Regions from separate parts of the Homo sapiens genome. Here regions 1, 2 and 4 are each linked to region 3. The links are chromatin contacts, found by Hi-C in ENCODE. All regions are on one chromosome and are shown on one strand. Each heading gives the region's core, a stretch centred on a gene start or an enhancer-like site at or near the end of the contact. The rest is flanking DNA. Distances are from core to core; before and after follow the strand shown.

Region 1 (7,064 bases), core at 2,545-5,044, 1.4 Mb before region 3:
AAATAAAAAGGCAACCTAAGAAATGAGAGATAAAATTTGCAAACCATATATCCAATAAGGGATTAATATCAAAAATGTATAAGGAACCCATACAACTCAATAGCAACCCAATTTAAAAAATGAGAAAAGGATCCAAACAGATAATTTTTCCAAAGAAGACATACCAACGGCCAAAAGGTATATGAAAAGGTGCTCAATATCACTGTTCATCAGGGAAATACAACTCAAAACCAGACTGCAATATCACTTCATACCTGTTAGGATGACTTATCGAAAAGTCAAAAGATAGCAACTGTTGCTGAGGACGTGGAGAAAGAACCTTTAGATACTGCTGGTGGGAATATACATTGGTACAGCCATTATGGAAAACAGCATCAAGGGTCCACAAAAAATTAAAAACAGAACTACCACATGATTCATCAATGCCACTTCTGGGTATATATCCAATGAAAATGAAATCACTATCTCAAGGAGATATCTGCACTCCCATGTTCGCTGCATCATCCACAATACCCAAGATATGGAAACAACGACTTAAGTGTCCATTGACAGATAAATGATTAAAGGAAACATGATATATATTATATTTTATGTTTACACAACACATCCACACTGGAATATTATTATTCAGCCTTACAAAAAGAACAAAATCTTGCCATTTGCAACAACAGAGATAAACCTAGAGGACATTGGGCTATGTGAAAAAAGCCAGACTCAGAAAGACAAATGCTACATGATCTCACTTACACACAGACTTTTAAAAAAGTCAAACTCAGAAGCAGAGAGTAGAAGGGTGTTTACCAGAGGTGGAGGGCAGCAGGGGATGGGGAAATGTTCTAAGGGCACAAACTTTCAGTTATAAGATGAGTAAGTTCTGTAGATCTAAGGTACAGTATAGTGACTATACTTAACATATTTACTGTATACTTGAAATTTGCTTAAAGAATAGATCTTAAGTATTTTCAACACCAAAAAATATGGTAGCTATGCGAGGTAACAGATACGTTAATTAGCGTGATTGTGGTAATCATTTCACAATTTATTTGTATACCAAACCATCACACTGTACACTTCAAAATATACAATTTTTGTCAATTTACCTCAATAAAGCTGGGGGAAACAGTTCTAGTCTTTATTCCTAATAAAAATCACTCAGCTAAAGAACACATTACCTTGCTCCAATGCTTAATATTTTATAGTACCCTAATATAACTCTCAATCTCTACCTACTCCAAAGTTATACTTAATTACACATGAATAATAAAGTTATAATAATACTGCTCTTTTCCCTCCTATTCATTTTTAAGAAAAGGAGAGCTAGTATACCATTTGGCGTTAAAGAAGAAGACTACAGTTGGAAAACGGATCTTTTCTAAAGGTGTGAATATGCAAACTAAATTCCCTGTATATGAGTTTCATAAGCATGAAAGTTCACTTCTGCATTTCTTCCACAAATATTTACTAGGCCTTAAGAATACAAAGAAGAATAAGACATAGTGGTCTCCCACCCTCAATAACTATGGATTAACCTCAGCAAATATTATTTCAATCCTGATGACAAGCAGTACTCTGTTCAATTCCAACCAATACATAATTTGGGGCAATATTATGGTAATTTTTATAATCAACAATGAATTATTTTTATTATTAAAAGTATATGGTAATCAACTCAAGGTTTATGTATTGGGGTTGTTATCCACTCCTACTAGTTCACGAAGTAAAAAAAAAAAAAAAAAAAAAAAGGACTAGGTCGCTAGTTATTCAGTTTGAATGACTCATGCTGGACCATCACAAATCTTCTTATGGAATAGACAGTAAGAGAAATCCCTGAGAGTAAATTGGACTCGATTCAACTTCTGGGAAAAAGAGAAAGGGAGAGGCGAATTATAAGCAATATGGAAATAATCTGTATTTACTAGTAATATTTCTTCATTTCTTCACCTTATATTTTTCTCTTCCTAAATTAGAAAAGGATTCTTTCTCCACCTTTCTCCTTTCTCTTTTCCTGTCTTGCTAAATCATGAAGAGACTTTAGAAGGGAATAGAAAATCTGATGGAGGTTTAGATACCAAACTTCCCCTATATCAAAACTAATCATACCCAAGTATAGGAGGGCTTCTCTCTGTAATTCAAGGCTGCACTTTTTGTTCAGGAGAAAAGGTGGCATGTATACTCGTGTTTAGATATGAATAGCACATATTTTTAAGTTTATCATTCCACCGGTTTTCATTTCTATTTTTAATGCCAAATTCCAGAAAGCCCACATTTTGGCAAGCATGGTAGAAAGCACTTCATTCCCTTTCTGGTTCCTCAATTACTGAGGTGCACCACTCTTCATCCAGGAATAAACTCCACTAAGTTCCAATCTCTTATACCTGCACCTCTATTCTCCTAGAAGATGCTGCCGATCCTGTTCAAACTCATTTGAGAGCAAGAGTGTCAAAGAGCTGGGGAGAGCTACCCCATCTTTTTTGCCACCAACTTTTACACAGACTGGTCCAGTTCTTACCATACAATTTCAAACATGCTTATACAAAGGTCAGAAAGACCTTTCCCTTGTCTATTTTACTGTGAGCATATATCTATTGCTTTCTGCTCTGAGGCATAACAGAGAAGGAAAAGGATGTTTTCACTTAATTATTAACATACTTTCAACTTCAGGTTTAAGGAGGTAGGCATATGAAAGTAAGCGCTTAACTTCATATCCTCCCACAGGACAGGAACAAAGGAGAGCATAACATTTCCCTAGAACCAGAAATTATTATGGATTGGGGTCAACTAAATTCTTTATAGGCACTGGTGACAGCTGCGACCTTAAAAGTCTTCCTTCATTTGGGAAAAAAAAAATCTTAACCATCTATTATACCAAACTTAAGATAATCATACACTGAGTTAAAAAAAAAAATACTCTCCACAGCTGACGCACATTACCCAGTGGGAAGGGAAGCCACGCACATCGCACATTTCCCTTTTTAAAGTACGTCTAGCCAATTCAAGAGTAACACAAAACATAGAGTCTAACAGCACATTATTAAACTTCCTCTCGGTATAAATCAGTTTAAAAATGAACATACACTTTAGAAAACAACAAAACACTAAACTTGTGAAGCTCAGAAAGAAGCCAGGAATATTCCTTTTAAATATGTTCTCGGTGGTTAAGAGGAAATGTCCGATGATGTCATCCCTAGATACTCCCTAGTGATGAACACTAACTACTGGTCCTTAAAGGGGGACCATTTTCCTGCAAACCGTGGCGGTCGCTGAGCTTTGCTCAAAGATTCTTTAACCAAAGTCAGGGAAGAGGGGTGTTCGCTGTCTCGGGCTAGAAATCAGGGAAGAGCGCTGGTCCCCGGGCCCCCAGCCCCGGCTCCCAGACCACAGGCGGCCAGGCCTGGGGCGGGCGGGGAAGGGCCTGGGAGCGGCCCAGCTGCACCTGCTCCTCAGGAAGCCGATGGCCCGGGGGCGGGCCGGGGTCTGGGGGTGGTTGTCCCCCATCGGGGCACAGCCCGGCCTCTAGCCGCCCGGTAGACTCCCCGCCCCCCACCTCGCCCCGGTTCCCGGAGGAAAAGACAATACATTTTAACGCCATTGGAGCTGCTGCTGTGCTGCGGCTGCTGCTTCTCCGCCTCCGCGGGGTGCGGCTCTCGCCGCGGCTCGCCCGGCGGCTCTGCGGGCTGCAGGTGCGGGCTGTCGCCACCAGTGGCCCCGGGCACCTCGGCCTTGTTGGCGTCCGCCATCCCGCCGCCGCTGCCTCCGCCTCGGCCGCCTGAGCTGAGGGGCTCCGAGCGCGACAATGGCGGCTGCCGGGGAAGCGGTAACGGATCCCGATTTGAAAAGGCCCCGAGCGCTCAGTAACCCGGATCTCGCGAGAACCGGTCGAGACTGGGTGACTGGGAGATGGTGTGTGCCGGGTGCGGGGGGTGGGAGTGCGGGGGGAGGGGAGCCATGGGAGCTGGGGTCAGGGCCGCTGTTGCTGCAGTCGGCCCTACACCTGCCTGGGAGGGCTGGACCAGTCCTGAAAGCCCCCGGTGGTGGTGCCATGTCTGCCCACCAGCCCGCCTGTCGCTTGGCACCAGTGGAGTCTTCGCTTGCAAAGCGGGATTAGACATCAAAGCCCTAACACCCAGACTGTTCAATTCATTCCAGGTAGGGGCAGTTAAAGAACACACCACTTTGCATCTTTAAAGACTTCTTGCAAGTCCTCAGACTGCCTTTAGAAATCCTTTGAATTAAGCAAATATAAGTCTCTTGCCATTTCAATGCCTAGGCACCCTTCGGACATTCCATAAATAGTTATTGATGACTGATTGCAATTCACCAAAAGGAATGACTTTGAATTTCTTTGAGAATTATTTGTTCTTAGGGGGTGAGGATTTCCCAGGAACTCAACTATCAGCTTAGTAAGAGAAGACTGCAGTTTTTCTCTGGACATCAATCAATATGGGGAATCCATAATTATAAAATATCGTCTACTAGATGGGCTAATAATGGACATTTGAGGTTTTGACTGTGTGTTTATTGTATACTGATGGAAATTCTAGTGAAGTAGTTAGTTATACGCTCTCAAATTTAATTGCCATATGGAGTTTTAAAATACAGTCGTAGATTTTTCCCCCTAAGTATGAAAAGGAAACCGTTAAATTTAATCAACTCCTAATTCTCGAGTACTATAATCTTTCACATTGACATAACCTTTTTCAGCTGAAAAGTTTAAATGCCTTCCCAAATTTTTTTTCCATGAAGAAGCAAACACGTACAGTTTAGTCACTTTGCAGAATATCATACACACATCAGTGGTAAAGTTATAGTTAGAAAGTAATACTCAAATAACATAATTTCATCTTCGGCTTTTCAATGTGTAGTTTCCTACCCTCTACCGAAAAATACCAAGTTCAGCTACTTCATCACACACACACATACACACACACACATACACAAACACACACACACATAATCAGAACATTTTAATGATAAGAATGCTATTGTAGTTGCTGTATAAATTGTTTCTCATTCAACTCTGAGACATAAGATTTATAATCGCAGAAAGGGCATTCAATTGTGACAGACAAAATCTGGGTTAGAACCCCAGCTCTGCCTCTTTTTGCCCATAACTCCCTGGGCAAGTCACCTCATTTCTCAATCTCTCTACAATAAATAGGGATAGCAATACCGACCTTACAGGATTGAGGTGAGGATTAAAAGAAAGCACTTTATGTAGGAAAAAGTGCTATATGAACATAATGTAATATTACAATTCTCTATCTCCCTAAGCTCAGCAGGGTTTTAGTCAAAGACAAGCCAAGTGATTTTTCCCACAGCACTAAATTATAAGTACTTTCAAAATAGTCATCATTCTGTTATTCTTTTGCTATTGTTGAATTCAGTATGAAAATTGAACCCCACCATCACCAGTACAATATATTCTTGCAAAAATCCTTTAATCAACTCAATGCAAGATTTTTTTAAGAGGCCTTTATGCTTCAAACAGAGTAGTAGGTACATGAGGAATACAAAAATGAGTACAGCCCTGTTGGGAGAGGGCTAATGTAAAAAGTACTATTTAAGTGCTATAATACAAATAAAAGCAAAGTATAATTAAAAAATTATTTACAAAAACAGGAGACTGGCCCACATGCCTTAGTTTGCCAATTAAAATATTCCATTAAAATATTTATCTTGATTACTGAGTTTTAACTTTTGTACCCAAGACAAATGCCTCACCCGCTGTAGCTTGGTTCTAGTCCTGATAAAGAGCAGAGGTTAATTCCTACTGAGAGATTGGTGAGGGCCTTATAAAAGAGCTGGATCTTAAAAGACAAAGAATTAAGGCAACTTCTGAAGGGAAGAGAATGATTAATCTTTACCATTCCATCTGACTGCTCAATAGATTGATCTTTCCTTCCTTTCTTGCTATTAATTGCAAAAGATAAAGAAAAAACTATTAATATTCTGTTGCTGAATTCCATTTCTGTATTTGCTTGTCTTCCTCTCTACTGTTTTGGTTTGTTTTGTTTTGTTTTGTCTTTTTTGAGATGGAGTCTCGCTCTGTCACCCAGGCTGGAGTGCAGTGGCGCCATCTCTGCTCACTGCAAGCTCCACCTCCCGCGTTCATACCGTTCTCCTGCCTCAGCCTCCTGAGTAGCTGGGACTACAGGCGCCCGCCAGCAGGCCCGGCTAATTTTTTGTATTTTTAGTAGAAACAGGTTTCACCGTGTTAGCCAGGATGGTCTCCATCTCCTGACCCTGTGATCTGCCTGCCTTGGCCTCCCAAATTGCTGGGATTACAGGCGTGAGCCAGAGCGCCCGGCCTTGGTTTTTTGTTTTTTGTTTGTTTGTTTTTTAGTGCATGTAGGTACATTGAAAAATTCTTAAGTGATGCTCAAATTCTTATTTTCCCATGATTCACATTGCAAAAGCATTATCCTTTGCAATTGCACAAAATATATTACTGGTACAACTTCACATAATCACTTAGTTTTCTTTCTTACAAATTAGAATGCATGTTTATGTGTGTGTACCTGGCGGGATAGGGGAAAAGCTATTACACGTATCTAGAAATCTAATCCTAGAAATCACAAAATATTTTCAATTAATACCTTAATATATGTATCACTTAGGAATTGTGTTCATCTGCTAATAACAATAACTAGAAATAATAGTGTCTTAAGCAAGATATACATTTTTACTCTCTTAAGTAAAATAAATGCAGAAGGAGCATCCCAGAGGATATATAGTAGCTTCACAGTCATCGTGAAGTCAGGTTCCTGCTACCTTAATCTTTCGCCATCCTAGTGTGAGGCTTCCATTCTTAAGGTTGCCCTATGACCCAAGATGGCTGCTGGAGATCGAGGCACCTTGTCGGCATTGTAGGTCAGAAGGAGTCCAGAAAAAAAGGGACCTATCCAGAAGTCTCACACAACACTTCCGCTTATGGGCAAGAACTTAGTCACATGACACACTCATCTGTGGGGGAGGTTGGCAAATAATTTGGGGGCTGGGCTTACTGCCCAGGGTTCTGTTACCAATGAAGAAGAGAATGGATGTCATCATTCTTCTTTTTTTTA
Region 2 (6,602 bases), core at 2,091-4,590, 1.3 Mb after region 3:
CAGAGTAGACAAGCTGCCGGTCAGGTCTCACAATCAGACTTCCTAATACAGTCATGCACTGCATAAGGACTCTTTTTTTTTTTTTTTTTTTTTTTTTGAGACGGAGTTTCACTCTTGTTGCCCAGGCTGGAGTGCAATGGCACGATCTCGGCTCACCGCAACCTCCACCTCCCAGGTTCAAGCGATTCTCCTGCCTCAGCATCCCTAGTAGCTGGGATTATAGGCATGTGCCACCACGCCCGGATAATTTTGTATTTTTAGTACAGATGGGGTTTCTCCATGTTGGTCAGGCTGGTCTCAAACTCTTGACCTCAGGTGATCTGCCAGCCTTGGCCTCCCAAAGTGCTGGGATTACAGGCATGAGCCACTGCCCCCGGCCAAGGACTCTTTAATTAATGATGAACACATATATGACAGTGGTCCCTTAAGATTATAATACTGTATTTTTACTGTACCTTTCCTATGTTTAGATATGTTTATATACACAGACACTATTGTGTTACAATTCCCTAGAGTATTCAGTACAGTAACATGTTGTATAGGTTTGTAGCCTAAGAGCAATAAGATATATCACATAGCCCAGGTGTGTAGTAAGCATCTAGATTTATTTTATTTTTATTTTATTTTATTTTATTTTTTTTGAGATAGAGTCTCACTCTGTCGACCAGGCTGGAGTGCAGTGGCACAATCTCGGCTCACTGCAACCTCAGCCTCCCGGGTTCACGCCATTCTCCTGCCTCAGCCTCCCGAGTAGCTGGGACTAAAGGCGCCCACCACCACATCCGGCTGATTTTTGTATTTTTAGTAGAGACGGGGTTTCACCGTGCTAGCCAGGATGGTCTCGATCTCCTGACCTCGTGATCTGCCCGCCTCGGCCTCCCAAAGTGTTGGGATTACAGGCGTGAGCCACTGCGCCTGGCCAGCAGCTAGATTTATTTAAGTGTGCTCTATGATGTTTGCACAACAAAGAATCACCCGGTTCCAGGTACCGGTCCCTGGCCTGTTAGGAACCAGGTCACACAGCAGGAGGTGATGGCAATGGCGGTGAGCAGGAGGCGGGCATTACTGCCTGGGCTCCACCTCCTGTCAGATCAGTAGCAGCATTAGATTGTTATAACAGTGCAAACCCTATTGTGAACTGCACATGTGAAGGATCTAGGTTGCATGCTCTTTATGAGAATCTAATACCTGATGATCTGTGGTGGAAGTTTCATCCCAAAACCATACCTCACCCTTCCAGTCTGTGGAAAAATTGTCTTCCACAAAACTGGTCCTCCCCTGGTGCCAAAGGGGTTGGGAATCACTGACCTAATTACATATTTCTCATAACGTATCCCTGTCTTTAAGTGATACATGACTGTACTTGACTCCTGAACTTTTTGGGGAGGCAGGAGTGTATGTGTGTGGGGAGGTGCACATGCTTCAGCGGTGGGGTTGGTGGGAGGATGCACCTGTCTAGTGGGCAGGCTAGTCCAAGAAGGTTGCAAAAAGGGCTGAGCATGCTCAGTTCCTTCCTCAGTGGTTCAGTCAGATGAGTCACTCCTTCCTTGGGGAGAACTGAGAGGGGAAATAGCAGGAAGCTAAATGCTGTCTTCACAATTCTTCTGAAGTGGAAGTTTCTATTTTATGGACCTGGGAGAGGGAGAAAATGGCTTCCCCAACAACACTGCTCTTAGCAGTACAGATGGTCCCCAACTTAAAATTTTTCGACTCTACCAGGTGCAAAGTGATATGCATTCAGTAGAAACCATACCTTGAGCACCCATACAACCATTTTGTTTTACTTTCAGTACAGTATTCAATAAATTGCATGAGATATTCAACGCCTTAATATAAAATAACTCTAGGCTAACATAAGTGATCTGAGACTTTTAAGGTAGGCTAGTCTATGATGTTCAGTAGGCTAGGTGTATTAAATACATTTTCCGCTTATGATATTTTCAACTTATGATGAGTTTTTTGGGATGTAACCCTACTGTAAATCAAGGAGCATCATCTGTATGTAACACCTTGCTCTTAGCAGTATAGAAGGACTACTGATGCAATTAATTCTGTCATATGATCTACGTAGTTTTTGAAGTTTTGATTCTCGTTAGTATATTAGTACAGGGCTGGGCGCGGTGGAGTATAGCCTCAGGCTTCAACAGTACTATCACTTCTTTGGAATGTTATTTAGTTTCTTTTTAACTTGATTCATTTTTGATCCCTTGGTCAGTTCCCATAATGCTCTGGATCAGGGCCTGCTTGAATATTAAATTCCCATTGTTTCCTTCTGGGAAGGTCTCTGCTTATCCAATCTGGAGCCTATCTTTCTTCCTTGTCCTGGATCTGGTAGACTATTGAGAAAAGTCCTTACAAAGATTTCCTGGGAACTGGATTTTTAAAATGAGTGCATGTGGGAAAATACTCTCCAAGTGCAAAGGGGACTCTGTTTTTACCTCTACTTATATTTCCAGCTCCTCGGGGAAAATAAAAGTATTACAGGTCAAATCTCTTTACAAGTAGCTCAACTTGACTGTCTAAATATGTGGTATGGAGTAGAGTTTTATTTCATGGATTACTGCTTGCACTAGGTTAGACATAAACTGGGCTGTGGAGAACTTTTGGTTAAATAGAGATTTTCATTGCAAAGGTATTTGTTGTAGAGGAATTTACCCAGTAAACAGATATCTTCCAGCTAATGTTTTTACCAGGCTGATTCAGACCGGGTAGCAGGAGCGGGAAAACACTGTGGACACAGTCTGCTGGCTAGCGGTCAAGGCAGAGGCAAGTCTGGCACAGGCAAAAGTCTGTGTGAAATGTGGACCTGAGTCATGAAAGGAGGGGAAGAAACTAGTATGTGTCATTCTGAAAAAGCTCTTCTTAGGGCTCTTTGGGCTGTAACCACTGCCTCTCTCCATAGAGAGTCACAGGGCCTCACTTGGCTCTTCCTGCTGCATTTTCAGACTTAAAAGGAAGCCACCGGCCGGGCGTGGTGGCTCATGCCTGTAATCCCAGCACTTTGGGAGGCCGAAGCGGGCGGATCACGAGGTCAGGAGATCGAGACCATCCTGGCCAACACAGTGAAACCGCATCTCTACTAAAAATACAAAAATTAGCCGGGCATGGTGGCGCATGCTTGTAATCCCAGCTACTTGGGAGGTGGAGGCAGGAGAATCCCTTGAACCAGGGAGTTGGAGGTTGCAGTGAGCCGAGATTGCGCCACAGCACTCTAGCCTGGCGACAGAGTGAGACTCCGTCTCAAAAAAAAAAAAAAAAAAAGGAATCCACCTTCAGGCAAATTCCCTCCGCCTCTCAAGAAAGATAATAAAACAAAATGGAGAGTCCTCGTCTCTAAAAAACCTGGGTCAGGTTTTGAATGAACGCAGTACCGTGACCCAGCATTAGGGGCTAGGAACGTCCACAGTCACGACTGAGGCTTGCTGCTCTGGCGCCCCCTTGGGCATGAGAGTGGAACTGTATACAAAGTTGCCTAAATCCCCACTGCTGCAGTCCCCAGAACACCACCCAGTGTCTCTTTTTCTAGGCCTTTCTCAGCCTGGAGAGTTTCCTAACTTTTTGCCATTCCCAAGGTTTTTCTCTGACCACCACCAAACCCTTCTCAATCTACTAATTTTTCTAAACAAATTATTTTATCTTTCTAATTCTGCATGCATCTCTAGTCACTAAGCCCCAGAAAGATCCTGTAGCAAGCTGTCAATCAATAATAAATTAGCATTTCTGAAATTCATGAGACTTTTTCTTAGTTTTATTGAAATATATTTTATGTACCATAAGACTTCACCCATTATAAGTGTACAGTGAATAATTTTTAGTAAATTGATAGCTTTGTGCAACCACTGTCACAATCCAGTTTTAGAACATTTCTAACACCCAGAAAATTACTTGTGAGAATGTGCAGTCAAAAAAAAAAGAAACAAAACAAACAAACAAAAAGAGAATTTGCAGTCAATCCTCACTTGTTACCTTCAGTTTCAGACAACTACTGATCTGCTTTCTGTCTCTAAAAATTTTCCTTTCCTGGTCATTTCATATAAATGAAATCATACACTATACAGTTTTTTGTGACTGGCTTCTTTCACTTAGCATAATGTTTTCAAAGTTCACCCATGTTGTAGCATGTGTCAGTACTTCATTCCTTTTTATGGCTGAATAATAGTCCATTGTATATAGATAAACTACATTTTGTTTATTCATTCATCAGTTGATGAACATTTGGGTTGTCTCCAGTTTTTGGCTATTATGAATGATGTTGCTATGAACATTTCTATACAAGTGTTTGCATGAATATATGTTTTCATTTCTCTTGGGTAGATACTTAGTAGAATCGCTGAGTTGTATGGCAAATCTATTTAGCTTTTTAAGAAACTGCCAAACAATTTCACAATGTGGCTGTTCTATTTTATATTCTCATCAGCAATATGTGAAGGTTTTCCCATAACTCCTCCATCACTAGGTATTGTCTGACTTTTTGGTTATAGCTTAGTGGGTGTGTTAATGCTATCTTATTGTGGTTTTGACTTGCACTTCCCTCATGACTAATGATGTTGCGCATTTTATCAAGTGATTATTAGCCATTTACATATCCTCTTTGGTGAAATGTCTATTCAAATGTTTACTTCATTTTAAAATTAGATTATTAGTCTTCTTATTACTAAGTTATGAGTTCTTTGTATATTTTGGATATAAGCCCTTTATCACATACATCAGTTATAAATATTTTCTTTCAGTCTACATCTTTTCAATTTATTATGGATGTCTTTTAAACCCAAAAGTTTTAATTTTGATAAAATCCAATTTGTCAGCTATTTTTGTGAACTGTGCTTTTGATGTCATATTTAAGAACTCTGCCTAGCCCAAGGTCATAAAGATTTTCTCCTGTGTTTTCTTTTTTAATATGAAACTCTATTTTTCTTTTTTTTTTTTTGAGACAGAGTCTCGCTCTGTCGCGCCCAGGCTGGAGTGCAGTGGCACGATCTCAGCTCTCTGCAAGCTCTGCCTCCCAGGGTCACACCATTCTCCTGCCTCAGCCTCCTGAGTAGCTGGGACTACAGGCGCCCGCCACCACACCTGGCTAATTTTTTGTATTTTTAGTAGAGACGGGGTTTCACCATGTTAGCCAGGATGGTCTTGATCTCCTGACCTCATGATCTGCCCACCTTGGCCTCCCAAAGTGCTGGGATTACAGGCGTGACCACTGCGCCTGGCCTCTCCTGTGTTTTCTTTTAGAACTTTTGTAGTTTTACTTCTCACATGTAGGTCTGAGATCCATTTTGAGTTCCATTTTGTATATAATGTGAAGTAAGAGCCTAGGTTCACTTTTTTGCATATGGATATTCAATTGTCCCAATACTATTTGTTGAAAAGATGGTCCTTTCTCCATTGAAATGTCTTGGCTACTTCATCAAAAATCAATGGACCATAATTTCTGAACTCTCAGTTTTATACATGTCTATCTTTACACCAATACTACATTGTCTTGATTACTATCTGTTTATAGTAAGTTTTGAAACTGGGTATTGTAAGTCTTCCAGCTTTGTTCTTCTTTTTCAAAATGTTCCTGGATATTACATATAAAATTTAGGACCAGCTGATTCATTTTTCATTTTTGCCAAAAAGCCTGCTGCAGTTTTTTGCTTGTTTGTTTTAGAGATATGGTCTCACTCTGTCATCCAGGCTGGAGTGCTGTGGCATGATCATAACTCACAGTAACCCTGAACTCCTGGCTTCAAGTGATCCTCCGCCTTAGCCTCCAGAGTAGCTAGGAGTACAAGCACGCACCACCGTGCCCAGCTAGTTGTTTTATTTTTATTTTTGTAGAGATAGGGGTCTCTCACTGTGTTGTCCAGGTTGGTCTCAAACTCCCAGCTTTAAATTATCCTCCTACCTTGGCCCGATAAAAGGCTAGGATTATAGGTGTGGACCACTGCATCTAGCCAACTGCTACAGCTTTGATAGAGATTGCGTAGAATCTAAGAACATTTTGGGGAGAATTATAATCTTAGCAATACTGAGTCTTTTCGATCCATGAACATGCAGTGTCTATCCATTCACTTACATCTTTCATCTAACAAAAAAAGCAAAAAAAAAAAAAAAAAAAAAAAACCAACACAACAGAATTGCTGGGCGCGGTGGGACATGCCTGGAATCCCAGCACTTTGGGAGGCTAAGGTGGGTGGATCACTTGAGGTCAGGAGTTCGAGACCAGTCTGGCCAACATGATAAAACTCTGTCTCTACTGAAAATACAAAAATTAGCTGGGTGTGGTGGTATGCGCCTGTAATCCCAGCTGGGGAGGCTGGGGCAGGAGAATCGCCTGAACCGGGGAGGCAGAAGTTGCAATGAGCCAAGATCACGCCACTGCACTCCAGCCTGGGTGACAGAGTGAGACTGTGTCTCAAAAAAACCCCCCAAAAACCCTAAAAACCAAAACAGAACTGAAGGGAAAAAGAGTGATTCAAGAATACCTGGAGATTTCAATACACGCTTTCAAAAATGGTTAGAAACCAGAGAGAAGATTAATAGGAAATTGAGGACTTGTACAATCTATAAACCAATTATACTTAACAGACATATGCACACTCTGCCCAACAGCAGCAGAG
Region 3 (7,340 bases), core at 4,669-7,168:
CTGATCTCCCATCTCCTCGGCTGCAGCACCCTATTAAAGCTTTCTTCCTTGGCAATACTCATCTCAGTGATTGGCCATCTGTGCAGCGAGCATTAAGACCTAGACCAAACCCTTGGTGTTTCAGTGACAAAGCCAGCTCTACCTGGGAGCCCTGATTACCTGAAATTCCAAGAGAAATATAACCTTTGTAAGTGAACATAAAGCTGTGGAAGCTTCCTTACCCCGGGGCCAGCTCTGCTGCTCCTCCTTTGACATGTTCGTTGGCCTGCCATGGTACAGTAACTTTGCAGAAATGAAGAGAAATCAGCTGGGTCTTAGGCTTCAATGTGAGTTGGGCGACCAAACTGGGGTATGAAAGACACCCAAATGCAAAAATAAATGACTCAGCCAAACAATCCCTTTCCCCTCACCCACAAACCTCACTTCTGACTTTTACCAAGTCAGATAGTTTGGCTCTGTATCTCCACTCAAATCTCATGTTGAACTGTTGGAATCCCCAGTGTTGGAGGTGGGGCCTGGTGGGAGGTGATTGGATCATGGGGGTGGTTTCTAATGATTTTGCAACATCCCCCTAGTGCTGTTTTGTGATAGACTTCTCATGAGATCTGGTTGTTTAAAAGTGTGTAGCACCTCCCCCTTCACCCTTTTCCTCCTGCTCCAGCCATGTAGGACGCATCTGCTTCCCCTTCACCTTCTGCCATGATTGTAAGTTTCCTGAGGCCTCCCCAGCCATGCTTCCTGTACAGCCTGTGGAACTGTGAGTCAATTAAACTTCTTTTCTTTAAAATTACCCAGTCTCTGGTAGTTCTTTATAGCAATGTGAGAACGGACTAACGCAGCAGGGGAGGAAGGGCTGGAAAATATATTCTGCTCATGAAGCTGGAGGTTCTACTACGTCACATGACAAACGACATGCATATAACAAGAAATGGACAAGGGAAGGCTAATAATATAAGCTATTATAATGTTTATAAGAAAGATTGGCCTGAATTTTTCTATCTTATAATGTGAAGATTTGGAATTAAGGCTATTATGGTCTCAAAAAAAATGAGTTGGGAAATGCCTCTATTTTTTTCTATTATCTGAAAGAATTTAAAATCTGAAAGATCAGTACTATTTCTTCCTTTCTTCCTTAAATGTTTGGTGGACACTGCTAGTTATGTTCCCTGAACCTGAACCTGAAATTATGGGGGAGTTTTAAATTAAGGATACTGTTATGGACCTAATCATGCCCCCACCCCAAATTCATATGTTCAAGCCCTAACACTTATAACAAGATGTGACTTTATTTGCAGATGGAGCCTTTGAGGAGACAATTAAGGTTAAAAGAGACTAAAAGAGTGGGGCTCTAATATGATTGGTGTCATTATGAGAACAGACACCAGAGAGCTTGCTTGCTTATACTCTCTCTCCATATACACACAGATATTTTATCTGTGAAAATATCTAGAACTATGAAATAATAAACTTTGTGTTGTTTTAAGCCACTTTGCTTGTTGGCTGTTTGTTACAGCAGCAATAAGAAACTAATATGAGGAGAAAGAGTGATTTTTTTTTTTAGCATTTTGCAGATGTGAAAAATGCCACACACTTAACTGATGCTCTGTCTATATAAGAGAAGAGGCTTTGTAAGGACATGGTGAGAAGGCAGTGGTCTACAAGCCAGGAAGAGAGGCCTCACTAGAAACTCACACTGATGGCACCTTGGTCTTGGACTTCTGGCCTTTAAAACTGTGAGAAAATAAACTACTGTTGTTTAAGTCATCTACTCTGTGGTATTCTATTACAGCATCCTAGGTAGACTAATACAGATATAAGCTATCAAAATTAATATAGGATCATTCAGCTATTCTATTACTTCTTAATTTTGGTAAATTATCTTTCAAGAAAAATTGAAATGTCAAGTATTTTGATATAAATATTTATTCTTAATATCCTCCTATTATCTTTGCAATCTGTAGTGTCTGTGGTGATGTTTCATTTTTCATTTCTGAAATTTGTACTTTTCTTTATCTTGGTCAGTCTATCTAAAGGCTTATCAATTTTATTAATCTTTGCAAAGAACCAGTTTTGGCCTTGTTGCTTTTCTTTAGTGCACATTTGTTTTTAATTTCATTGATTTATTCTTATCTTTATTAGTCCCTTTTCTTCTTTAAATGTTTGAGAAACTTCCAATGATAAACCTTGCTCTACTATGAAGCTGAATGCTTGACAATTCCTGTTGAGACACCATGAGGCTTTCTATCACCATTTTAATCCTTGTATTTCAAAATGGATAGAAAGCTAAAGATTATTATTTATGGACTAATTGTGAAATAAAAAATATTTTTAAAAAATGGAAATCCAAACAAGTGACTAAAAATAAAATCTAGGCATATACAGACAATGTGGGGAACAGAAGGAAACTTCAAAAAAGTCTTTAAGACTCATAGAGAGCTATAATAAGATAATGCATCCCTGAAACCAAAACTGCATGTTATAAATGAATACAGAATAAGAAAAAATGCAAAGTACAAATATGATATAAATTATTCAACAACAGTCTAGTGAAAAATAGCTGAAGAAATCTTCTAGAAACTAGAACAAAAATGTTAAAGTAAACAAGAATCAGAGGATAAAAAAACAATAATTTAGAGGATTATGCCAGAAAATGACTTTCAATCTGTAAATTTAAATATAAACAGAGCATCAATTAAATGTGTGGCATTTTTCAGATTTGCAAGATACTAAAAAAAAATTCATCTCATATTAGTTTCTTATTGCTGCTGTAACAAACAGCTAACAAAGTGGCTTAAAAAATCACAAAGTTTATTATTTCACAGGTCTAGAGGTCGGGAATCTGAAATGGGTCTGCAGGGCTATGCTCCTTTCATGTTTTGTGTGTGTGTGTGTGTGTGTGTGTGTGTGACAGAGTTTCACTCTTGTCGCCCAGCATAGTAAATTTACTTGTGTAACAAAAAAAACACAAAATATCAATGGCTTAATACACATAATTTTTTCTCCCAGAAGATCTTTTTGTGAGAAAAGGGGCTTCTAGCAGTCACCTGCTATCCTTTGCTCAGAGCTCCTCCCTCTATCTTCAAAGCCAGCAGTGTAGAGTCTTCTCCCCTCTCTTGACATCTTGTCTTCCTCTCATAAGAACTCTTTGATTATGTCCAGCCACCCAGACAATCCAGGGTAATTTAGCCCATCTCCTTAATCACATATGCAGTTCCTTTTGCCATATAAAATATCAACAGGTTCTGGAGGTAAGGATATAGACATCTTTGGGGGCCATTATTCTATCTACTACACTCCTATTTACCTTTTTCCAAGAAGGTATTAGAGAATGTAGTTCATTTTTAAAAAGGGATTAAACAAAGAAAAAGGAAACAAGGGATCTAACACACAGGAGAGCAGTATTATGTTGGAGAAACCAGCAATCCTAAATAAACTAAAGGCTGTAACGCTGTAGGAAGAGTATCTGTAAGGAAAAAAAATCTACTGGATTAACTGATGTATTTCACTGTGATGCTTTAGCAGTTTGCCAGTGTTTGAGAACAGATAAATAATACATTAAAAATGGCAGTTAAGAGAAAGGAAAGTAAAAAGTTGTATTAAAAGTTAATGCGATCTTAGTATACTATGTGCCTTGGGGTTGAATGACATTTACCTAGACAGTAGTGATAACACTAAATGTTGATTTAGCCAAAGCCTATGATATCACTATTGACAGGTGAAGGGACAAGAAGAGTGTATGAGGTAGAGAGGGAATGTTCACACACTTGGAGGTGGTGTTGTTACAAAAGACCTTTATCACTGCCTTCCACAGGAGAAAGTCAGTGGGTAATGTCTGAAATTGGAAAATCAAGAAACTGCAATGTAAGTATATTTAGACATGGGGGTAACAGATGAAATATTTAAAAGACTTGAATTTTCCTTTGGTGAGAAGAATTGAGAATAGAGTAGAAGGGTTGGGTACTACAGGGTTTTCTTTAACCTAGAATGTGGCAAACTGTTAGTGCTCACCAATATGTGTGTGTTTCTCTACATTTCTCAGGATCCCCGGCAGTTAAAGTGGGGGCCTTGGGACTAAATTCTGGCCAACAGAATGTGGCCAAATTGATACATGTCATTTTTAGAGTTAACCTTGGGTAATTTGCCATACTTTCTTTCTTGTCAAACAAGCTAGTCCTAGAAGGCAGCAGAACCATTAAAAATAAAAACATCTGGCCTTGAATTTAACATTTCGTCTGCCTAGAAATAGCCACAATGGATCTTTTGTGAGGAAAAAAAAAAGTGTATTAAACCACCGATATTTTGGGGTTTTCTGTTACAGAAGTAAATTCACTATGCTGGTTTTAAAACATGGACAAGAAATCTTTGCCAATCCTTTGAGAAGAGGGATCTATGTCTCCTTTCCTAAAATGGAACAGGACTTTGACACATTTGTAAGCAAAAGAAAGTGGGGGAAGTAGCACCGCGTTACTTTTTGAGGCAAGGTCAGAAAAGGTCAGGCAATTTTTGCCTTGTTCATTGCAACACTCCCTTTGGAGCTCTGAGTTTAAGCTAAGAAGTCTGACTACCTTGCTGCCATACTGTGAGGAAACCCCGGCCATATAGTTACAGAAGCTCTGCTAGCATGCCCACTCTAGTCTTTCTAATTGAGTTACCAAAGAAAAGCTGATGACTATGCCCTATTGACAACACCACCTGTGAACATAATAAAATGGTTGTTTTAAGCCACCATATTTTGGAGTAATTTATTACATACGATAGCAACCCAATGCTCAATCTAACAAGTAGTATTATTTGCTTTTTAATCTGTGCAATTTAACTACTTTGATAAAATTTAGAGTTAAACTAAAAAGGAAAATGGTTGTGAATTCTTCTTGGCTTATAGACTTTGCTATTCTACTTTCCCTACCCAGAAAATTCACCTTTCTCCCTAAATCACTGGCTTTCAAACTTTTTAAGGTTTGAAATACAGTAAGAAATACATTTTACAAACAAGCCCTAGTGCACACATACACGCATATATACAATTAAAAGCTCCATAAAGCAGTACTTTACTAACTAACACTAAATTTACTTACATGCGCTGATATTTCCAATCTATATTGTTTCTTTTTTTTAAGTTTAAAGAGATTTCCTTGCTTACAAATGGGTCAAGACCTCCACTAATGGGTCCCACACAATCCCCTTTCCAGTTGAAAAACACTGTCCTAAACCTAAATCATTCTTCAAGGCCTTACCCAAGTCCGAAAAAGAAGCCTTTATTGACCACTCCATTCTCAGCTTTCTTGAAATTCCTGTAATTTATTAAATTCCATTTTTTATCTCAGTAGTAAGAATATTGCATTTTCTGTACTTGAATTTAACATGCTTTACTTGATATCGTGAGCACTTCTAGGGCATTGTAATGTCCTTTATCTACCACTTGATAAATTCAGAGTAGTCAATAAAACATTGCTCAACATTTGACCATTGTGTTTTAAAATCTTAGTTGTTAGAGTGCACTTCCGTTTGCGCATTGTTTGGGGAGAGGCACGGACAAATGTTCTAATAACTTATCCACATATTATACTTCAAAGTGGAAAAACACAAAGTACTCTTAACTCTATATGCGTGTTTTTATGCAAACTAAATCATTAAGATACAAATGATTTTTCTAATAGCTTTCATTACCACACAGCACACGAAATAATGATATTGATATAGCCACGAAAGACTAATGTAACCAAGTTCTCACAATCAAAATATCTTTGAGGTGGGCAAAATGCAAACTTTTCTCTGGGATCAACATTTCTTCACAACTCACTGCAACTACGCCTTGACAGTATGTTTCGAGAACCGCTTCCCAATTTTGTTGTCCCAGCAAGAATCGGGAGGAAACTGGGTGAAAGGCTGCGAGGCTTGAGGCGGGTCCCGGACGAACGCGGCCCTGCCCCTCGCCGGAGCCTCTCGGGAGAAGTGCGACACCGCCGCTGATTGAGAGGCTGAGGCGGAACTTCCCGTCTAACCCCCCCCCCGCTGTCGTCCCAGCCTGTTGCTTAAGCCGCGCGGTGTGCGGTGTGCGCGGCCCCTGCCTTAGCAACGACGCTAGTAACTGCCTGGCTCCTCCCTCTGGTGTCTCCCGGAAAGCGCTCCGTCTGGTCCGTGCGCGATCACGGCCCGGCGCGTGGCTCGGGCTCGGGCGGAGCTGGAGACGTGTGGAGCTGTTCGAGGACTCGCGGGTGTGCAGGTCTGAGTACCACTCCGATCCCTGGTGGAGGTCCCCGCGCCTCTCTGGAGACCAGTGGTCTGGCCCCAGAGGTGCGGCCGCGGGAAGTGGACATTCTTTGTCAGGACCCTAGCGGAGGTCGCGCTGGGTGTCGCCTGTGAGGGGGATCCTCGGTTTCTGCGCGGTCTCTTGCTTTTTTTAGGATCTTGCGGGCCCTTTGGGAAAAAGGTTTCCAAATTTTTCCTCAAAAAAAAAATTATTTTTCCTACCAATGATTTTCGGTGCATTCCGCCCCAACGAAAAGTATGTCCTGGCAAAGTCAGTTCCCTAGGAACCCCATACTTTATTTTATTTTATTTTTAGTATTTGGAGTGGTTTGTGGGGGTTTGGTTATCACGGAAGGGGAAGCGTAGTACAGACGTAGAATTAGTGATGCCATGCAGTGTATTTAAAATATTGAGGTTGTGGTTACATAATAAGCAAAAGAGCCTGTTTCTTACGTCTAAATTATTTATTGGGAATGTAGGACAAATAAGGAAGTATATTAACATTTTCAGTCGCCAGGCCCACAAAGTTGGATGGTAAAATCAATACTGTAGATCGCAGCATGTAAGGACTAACCCAGTGCACCATGAAAACGAAGGCAAGACAGTTTGTTACCATATGGCGGGTGGTGTGGGAGAGGCCATTGATCCTATATGAAAAAGGGTACTACTACCTTGGATTATGAAAAATGAATGTTGGACCTGTAGGTCCTATGTGACCAAGTTCTTAAAAACACTCTAAAGAAAATTGGAAGTGGTTTTTTTCTAATACTGAATTGGTCCACAATATAGGACAGGGGAGTCTGTATAGTGTTCCATTGGGAGGTGAGTCAGCTTACAATAATGGAAGAGGTAGAAGCTTTTTGTTATTATTTTGGAGAAAAAAAAATTGCCAGCCTGCCACTTGTGCTAGGCTGCAGACGGCCCATAAAGGTAGTTTGTCAGATACTTCAGTAGTGAGATGCTTACTGGATGTGTTTTGCAGAATGGTTTTGATTTAGTTAACAAGTGTTTGTTGAGTTCCTGCTGTTGCATAAGAATCAGGAATAGGTGAGATCAGGGAAGGAATCTGCTCTTACAGAGTTGAATGCTGG
Region 4 (6,885 bases), core at 1,356-3,855, 1.1 Mb after region 3:
ACCCAGGCTGTAGTGCAGTGGCAGGATCTCCGCTTACTGCAACCTCCACCTCCCAGGTTCAAGCGATTCTCCTGCCTTAGCCTCCTGAGTAGCTAGGATTACCACGCCCGATTACTGATCAAGTCTTTAGATTAACTACTAACTAGTTCACAGGAAATAAAGAGTAGAAGCTGGGCAAAGTGGGGCATGCCTGTAATCCCAACACTTTGGGAGGTGAGACAGCCAGATCACTGGACATCAGGAGTTCAAGACCACCCTGGCCAATATGACGAAACCCCATCTCCACTAAAAATACAAAAATTAGCCGGGTGTGGTGGCTCGCACCTGGAGTCCCAGCTACTCGGGAGGCTGAGGCAGGAGAATCACTTGAACCCAGGAGGCGGAGGCTGCAGTCAGCCGAGATCGCTACACTGCACTCAGCCTGGGCAACAGAGCGAGACTCGGTCTCAAACAAAAAGAAAAAAGAAAAAAAAATACAGAGGAGAAAGAAACATGTTACATGACACTACAGGGATGCATTCAACAAAATCCAAACTGATGGAAATTCTACAAGGCAAATGATGGGTTTCTTTCAACAAATAAATGGTAAAAGACACCCCCACACCCCAAGAGAGAAGGTACTAGAGACTGAAAGAGTTACCGACCAAATGCTATGTGCAGAATTCTTTGTAACCTGATTCTAACAAATCAACTGACTAAAACATGAGACAATCAGGGAAATATGCTGAATATTTAATGATACTAAGCAATTATTAATTTTTAGGCATGATAATAATATTGTGGTTATGTTAAAAAGTCCTTGTCTTTTTAGACATAAACACAATAAAGTATCCATAAATGACATTTGTCTGGGATTTGCTTTAAAATTATCCCATTGAGGAATGATAGAAGAAATAAAATTCACATGGTTGAAGCTGTTGAAACTGGCCAATGGGTATATGGTAGTTCATTCTACAATGTATCTTTGCAAGTTTGAAATCTCCCATGTTGGCCTGGCGCGGTGGCTCACGCCTGTAATCCCAGGACTTTGGGGGGCTGAGGCGGGCGGATCACCTGAGGTCAGGAATTAAGAGACGAGCCTGCCAAACATGGTGAAACCCCGTCTCTACTAAAAATGCAAAAATTAGCCGGGCATGGTGGCTACAGTCCCAGCTACTCGGGAGCCTGAGGCAGGAGAATCGCCTGAATCCCGGAGGCGGATGTTGCAGTGAGCGGAGATCGCGCCACTTCACTCCAGCCTGGGCGACAGAGTGAGACCCTGTCTCAAAACAAACAAACAAAAAAGAATAAGGTGGAAAATAGTGAAAGACACATTATTTATTCAAAGTATTACTACATTTGTGTTATAAGTAAAACTCTTATTTTAGTTTTGTATGGCACTTGAATTAGCGTCCAGTGAAAAGCAAACTTGCCAGACTCCAGCAGAGGGAGAGTTGTTTGCATAAAGCCTATCAAATTCAAGTACTGACCAAAAATACCTACTTTGCTCTTCATGTCCCTGATGTAAATGACTTTCTTAAGAAATCTTCAAAATTGGTTCCTGATATCCAAAAATAAAAAGCTCTATCGGAAGCTGCAATGCACCGCCTCCCTCTCTCCATTCCGCACCTTTCGGTTTAAAACACGATCAACTGTTCTCTGGGGCAAGGGATGCGGTAGTTCGACTTAAATCCTGACTGACAGTACATTGTCTTGGTCCCCACAGAAGCCTCCCCCCACCCACCAAAATCCTTAATTCTTGCTAAAGAAAAAAGATCTACCATCAATATTGTCAAATCCCTCCCTTTTGGTTCCAAAAAGGAAATGTACCTGTAGAGTATCCGCTGCACAGCAAACAAGGCACTGCTCCAAACCCGTGTCCTCTACCCCCTTTTTGCACCCTTCTAGCCCTCCCTCCCTTTTTTCCATGTAAAACTTGAGCAGAGCATTTGGTTCCCTTATCTGCCAGCAACTGGCGCCAGGAGGACCGTGCTCCCAGGAGATGCGGAGCTTGTAGGCTGAGCCCTGCGTCGGGCGCGCTGAGGCCGCTCAGCTGAGCCCAGCCAGGTAGTCCCGGGCTCGCGCCTCTGCCGCCTGGAGAGGCCCTCGCTGGGAGCCGAGTCTCGGCTCAGGGGATTCCCGCGAAGAGGTGTCGCCTCTAACTTGCTACCTGCTCCCGCCCCTCACCCCAGAACGAACTGCACACCCGTCCCGAGAGGACAAATCCGGAAGCCTCAAGGCAATTCGAGGGTCCTTCGCCGCATGGAACGCGGCTCCCCACACACTTGCCTGCCAAGTCTCTCCTTTACCGCCCGCAACCCCAGAACCATTCCCCGCCCGGGCCTGCGTGGGTCCAGTACCATTCTCCTCACGGGGCGGACTCCGGAAGGGCAGCAACTCCACCTCCTCCTCCTCCGCGGCCTGTAGCCATCTATCGGGAAGCGTCTCCGGAGGCGGCAGCAGAGGCCGCCGGACAAGGAACGCCCAGGGAAACCTTCTCAGAACTAACTCAGCTCCGGCGCTAGCAGCAGAAGCCGAGTCTTTCATAATTGTGCGACCAACTCCTCCGGGTGACTGGCCACAGGGACGCGCCCGCGCCCGCCTCCGCCGGCGACGGGGCTGGGGACGGACCACGTGAGCGGCGCGGCGCGGCGCGTGCGTCGCCGCCCGCGGGTCGGGTCACGTGAAGGGCGCGCGCTCCCTCGATTCCAGGCCGCCTCCCTGCGCGCCGCGCGCACGCGCTGGGCAGGTTCGCGCCGCCACGCCGACCGCCTCTGGGTTCCCAGAAAGTGGTGGGGTGTTCACGCCGTATCTCCGTTGGGTACCTAGGCGGGACTTAGACAAACTTCAGCCTCAGCTACGAGAGTGGAACTTGGGGAATCGGAGGTTGAGGGTTAAGGTTCAAGGCTTGCGGATCCAGTCTGGAGTTGCTGTGTGGGCTCATTCCGCTAACTAGGCCTGGCCTGTGCCGACTCGCTCCAGCAAACTCGAGTGTCGCAACACACTCTGTGTGCTTCAGAGCGAGTAGAGGCTTTAAATGTTACTCTCTCCTCGTCCAAAATGCAGAATCATCTTTTTACCCCAATCATGTTCTTTCTCTAGCCTCTCCTGTTGCTGCCGGTAAATATTCTTCTTTGTTTAACTATGGGACTGTCTTTTTCCCTCCAGAGATACTCACCCACATACACGCATACACCACACCTTCTGCACCAAAAACTGGGTTGTTCCCTTGATGTAATATGTACCTATCCACCTTTCCATTTATTTTGCTGTCACACATGCCAAGGTTTGGCTATTAGCAATGGTTTACTAAATGTTATTCCTTATCTACTGGGAAGACCACAATCAGTTTAATTTTCTTAAAACTGCTTTAACATCTTTCTGCTCCTGAAGTCTTCGAGAGTTCCTCAATCTGACCCTCAGGGATCTGACTGTCTTATCTCTTTTTTAAAAACGACTTTATTTTAAAATAATTGACATGACAAACTGCACGTATTTAAATGTCCAATTTGATAAGTTTTGACATACCTGTGCACCCATGAAATCACCATAATCAAATGAACGTATTCACCTCTAAGTTTCCTCCCCCCCCTTCATAATCCCTTCATCTCGTCCCTCTCCATCACGTCCCTTATCAACTACAGATCTACTTTCAGTACAGATAAGTTTGCACATGCTAAAGTTTTATATACGGGAATCATACAGCACGCACCTTTTTTTTCCGTCTAACTTCTTTCATTCAGCATAATTATTGCCTCTCAAACATTATGACCCACAATTCACTGAAGTAGGATCTTCTCTCAGAAAAAAAACTAATCCACCCACTGGTTCCCCCAGCTTGTGAACAATCTTCAGGTATTGTGTATTTCTTCCCCATCTGGCAGGTCCAGCAGAACCAAGACTTAAAAATGTTTTAATATATGTGTCACACTAAATTGTCAGCCTTGGGGAAGGCATCTTGACTAATTTATGCATGCAGTCAATAAATGTTTATCTTCTGGATTTCAGTTGGGCCTACACATTTCCTGCCTGTAGGGAGTTTATAATCTAGAAGGTAGAGGCAGACAAACTGGAAAATCAAAATAAAATGAGATTAGAGTGCTTTGTTTCGTTAGAACTTTGTAACTCTGGTCTTTTTGTACTCACGAATGCTTCGCTCCTTAGTTGGATGGTGTAGAAATGAAACAAGATGAGCTCCTTGGCACTTGCCAGAACTCTTTGGTAAATTGGAAAATTTAGAGTTAGAAATGGGGAACAGGATTGGGTGGGCGCGGTGGCTCATGCTTGTAATCCCAGCACTTTGGGAGGCCGAGGCGGGTGGATCACCTGAGGTCAGGAGTTCTAGACCAGCCTGGCCAACACGGTGAAACCCCGTCTCTACTAAAAATACAAAAATTAGCTGGGCATGGTGGCAGGCGCCTGTAATCACAGCTACTCGGGGGGCCGAGGCAGAAGAATCGCTTGAACCCAGGAGGCAGAGGTTGCAGTGAGCCGAGATCGCGCCATCTCACTCCAGCCTGGGGGACAAGAGCAGGACTTCGTCTCAAAAAAAAAAAAAAAAAAAGAAAAAGAAAAGAAATGGGGAACAGGATTTATCCTTAATTGAACTAATCAAAATAAATTCCTTAATTTTCAAGTGATCAACCAGCCTTGAAATTCACAGATGCTGACTTTCAATCAGCAATCAATTCTGGAGAATGAATTTATTCATTCAAAAAATATGTATTGAGTCAGGCACAGTGGCCCATGTCTGTATTCCCAGCTACTCCAGAGGTTGAGGCAGAAGGCTCATGTGAGCCCAGTTCTGGGCTGTAGTGTGCTATGCGGATTGGGTGGCTGTGCTAAGTTCAGCATCAACGTAGTGACTTCCTGGGAGCAAGGGACCACCAGATTGCCTAAGGAGGGGTGAATCAACCCAGGACAGAAATTGAGCAGGTCAGAATTCCTGCTGATCAGTAGTTGGATAGTGCCTGTGTATAGCCACCGCACTCAAGCCTGGACTACGTAGCAAGACCACGTCTCTTAAAAAAATATCACGCCAGTAATCCCAGCACTTTGGGAGGCCGAGGCGGGCAGATCACAAGGTCAGGAGATCGAGACCATCCTGGCTAATACTGTGAAACCCCGTCTCTACTAAAAATACAAAAAATTAGCCGGGCGCAGTGGCGGGCGCCTGTAGTCCCAGCTACTCGGGAGGCTGAGGCAGCAGAATGGCGTGAACCCGGGAGGCGGAGCTTGCAGTGAGCTGAGATAGCGCCACTGCAGTCCGGCCTGGGCGAAAGAGCAAGACTCCGTCTCAAAAATAAATAAATAAATAATAAATCTTGAAATATATATATTTATATTCAGTGTCTAAGAATATGTCAGGAGCAGTTATAGTCAGTGTTCGGTGATGACAAGATTGATAAATTCAGTGCTTCAGAACATGTTTGTTAAATGTTCTTACACCTTTTTTCCAGAAGGGTTTTGTTTCCATTTTGGTCAATGGCATGTCTATTTTTCACTCTCACTAGATCACATACTAATTCTCCTCCTTGTCCTTGCCTAGTTACAACATTTCAACACTTACTACTATGCTGTTTAAAATGCTAAGCAAAATATTATGAGAATAAAATGATGCAGTCTGGGCAACATGGTGAAACACTGTCTCTACAAAAAAACTAGAAAAATTAGCCCAGTGTGGCTGTGCGTGCCTGTAGTCCCAGCTACTCGGAGGCTGAGGCAGGAGGATTGTTTGAGCCCAAAAGGTTGAGGCTGTGGTGAGCAAGATCATGCCACTGTACTCCAGCCTGGGTGACAGAGCAAGACCCTGTCTCAAAATAAAGAAATAAAAAATAATAATAAAGAGTCTCTTGATTTTTTTTTTTCGAGATGGAATCTCACTCTGTAGCCCAGGCTGGAATGCAGTGGCGCGATCTCAGCTTACTGCAACCTCTGCCTCCCAGGTTCAAATGATTCTTCTGCCTCAGCCTCCTGAGTAGCTGGGATTACAGGCACGTGCCACCACACCCAGCTAATTTTGAGTAGAGACAGGGTTTCACCATGTTGGCCAGGCTGGTCTCGAACTCCTGACCTCAAATGATCCGCCCACCTCGGCCTCCCAAAGTGCTAGGATTACAGGTGTGAGGCACCATGCCCAGCCTATATATTCTCTATTATAGCATTTATCCTGTTGTATTCAACCAACTTACTTGTTAATCCCCTACTAAACATTCAACTGCATGAGGATCATAACCTTATCCATCTTAAATGCCTACTAAGTAGGTGTCATCAAGCATTCAGTCATTTAATAAATATTTGTTGAACAAACAAATAAACTCTCTTGATAGGCCAGAATCTTAAAATGTTACTCTGTCCTTTGATTCTGGCATGCAGAGTGTCATGTCAGATTAAGATAAGATACCGTTCCTAAATAGTAGAGGGTAGCCGGGTGTGGTGGCTCATGCCTGTAATCCCAGCACTTTGGGAGGCTGAGACGGGCGGATCACCTGAGGTCAGGAGTTCGAGACCAGCCTGGCTGACATGGTGAAACCCTGTCTCTACTAAATACAAAATACTTGCTGGGTGTGATGGCACATGCATATAATCCTAGGTACTTGGGAGGCTGAGGCAGGAGAATTGCTTGAACCCGGGAGGCAGAGGTTGCAGTGAGCCGAGATTGCGCCACTGCACTTCAGCCTGGGCAACAAAGGTGAAACTCTGTCTCAAAAAAAAAAAAAAGAAAGAAAGAAAAGAAAGTAGAAGTAAGAGAAACATGAAGTTAAATTTCCCTTATAAAATCAATTATGTAAATATCAATTCCCCTAATACTACCCATATTCCTTGGAAACTCTTTGTACATCATCATGGCATATATACCTCAGTTTGAGGACAACTGCCTTAAGCACTAACTCTGATTACACCTCT

The links. A loop is a pair of places that touch in the nucleus more often than their neighbours do. Pooled maps may share reads with other maps.
Region 1: a loop to region 3 is called in a map of B cell, with 14 times the contacts of the local background. The contact joins the promoter of MYEF2 here to the promoter of FAM227B in region 3. A Hi-C loop is called at or near these places in 2 of 168 maps with a recorded cell type or tissue (B cell and naive thymus-derived CD4-positive, alpha-beta T cell) and 6 of 50 pooled maps.
Region 2: a pooled map shows a loop between it and region 3 (7-fold over the local background). The contact joins the enhancer-like site here to the promoter of FAM227B in region 3. A Hi-C loop is called at or near these places in 4 of 37 single-sample maps with no recorded cell type and 7 of 50 pooled maps.
Region 4: a loop to region 3 is called in a map of CD8-positive, alpha-beta T cell, with 21 times the contacts of the local background. The contact joins the promoter of TRPM7 here to the promoter of FAM227B in region 3. A Hi-C loop is called at or near these places in 4 of 168 maps with a recorded cell type or tissue (CD4-positive, alpha-beta memory T cell, CD8-positive, alpha-beta T cell and naive thymus-derived CD4-positive, alpha-beta T cell), 3 of 37 single-sample maps with no recorded cell type and 12 of 50 pooled maps.

The regions. Positions count from the first base shown.
Region 1 is chr15:48,174,501-48,181,564 of GRCh38, forward strand. It overlaps MYEF2 (myelin expression factor 2), which reads right to left and starts at 3,795. Exons shown (of 17, transcript NM_016132.5): 1 at 3,577-3,795. The coding sequence starts at 3,737. It also overlaps a transcript of CTXN2 not described here. RefSeq lists silencers at 3,137-3,306, 3,337-3,766, 3,937-4,036 and an enhancer at 3,739-4,390.
Region 2 is chr15:50,882,616-50,889,217 of GRCh38, forward strand. No RefSeq gene overlaps it. Among named protein-coding and RNA genes, the nearest start is that of AP4E1, 23 kb to the right of the region's middle. RefSeq lists an enhancer at 1,652-1,771. Within about 2 kb of position 3,341, at least 26 of the 41 ENCODE cell types and tissues checked have a DNase peak (open chromatin) inside an H3K27ac peak, as active enhancers do.
Region 3 is chr15:49,614,900-49,622,239 of GRCh38, forward strand. It overlaps FAM227B (family with sequence similarity 227 member B), which reads right to left and starts at 5,919. Exons shown (of 16, transcript NM_152647.3): 1 at 5,801-5,919; 2 at 222-344. The coding sequence starts at 272. It overlaps DTWD1 (DTW motif tRNA-uridine aminocarboxypropyltransferase 1), which reads left to right and starts at 6,149. Exons shown (of 5, transcript NM_001144955.2): 1 at 6,149-6,223. RefSeq lists an enhancer at 6,261-6,380.
Region 4 is chr15:50,684,192-50,691,076 of GRCh38, forward strand. It overlaps TRPM7 (transient receptor potential cation channel subfamily M member 7), which reads right to left and starts at 2,606. Exons shown (of 39, transcript NM_017672.6): 1 at 2,340-2,606. The coding sequence starts at 2,342. LOC128092252 reads right to left here and starts at 2,526. Exons shown (of 4, transcript NM_001414947.1): 1 at 2,340-2,526. The coding sequence starts at 2,526. It also overlaps the pseudogene RN7SL354P. RefSeq lists enhancers at 1,694-2,558, 2,088-2,507, 2,818-2,997 and a silencer at 2,558-2,727.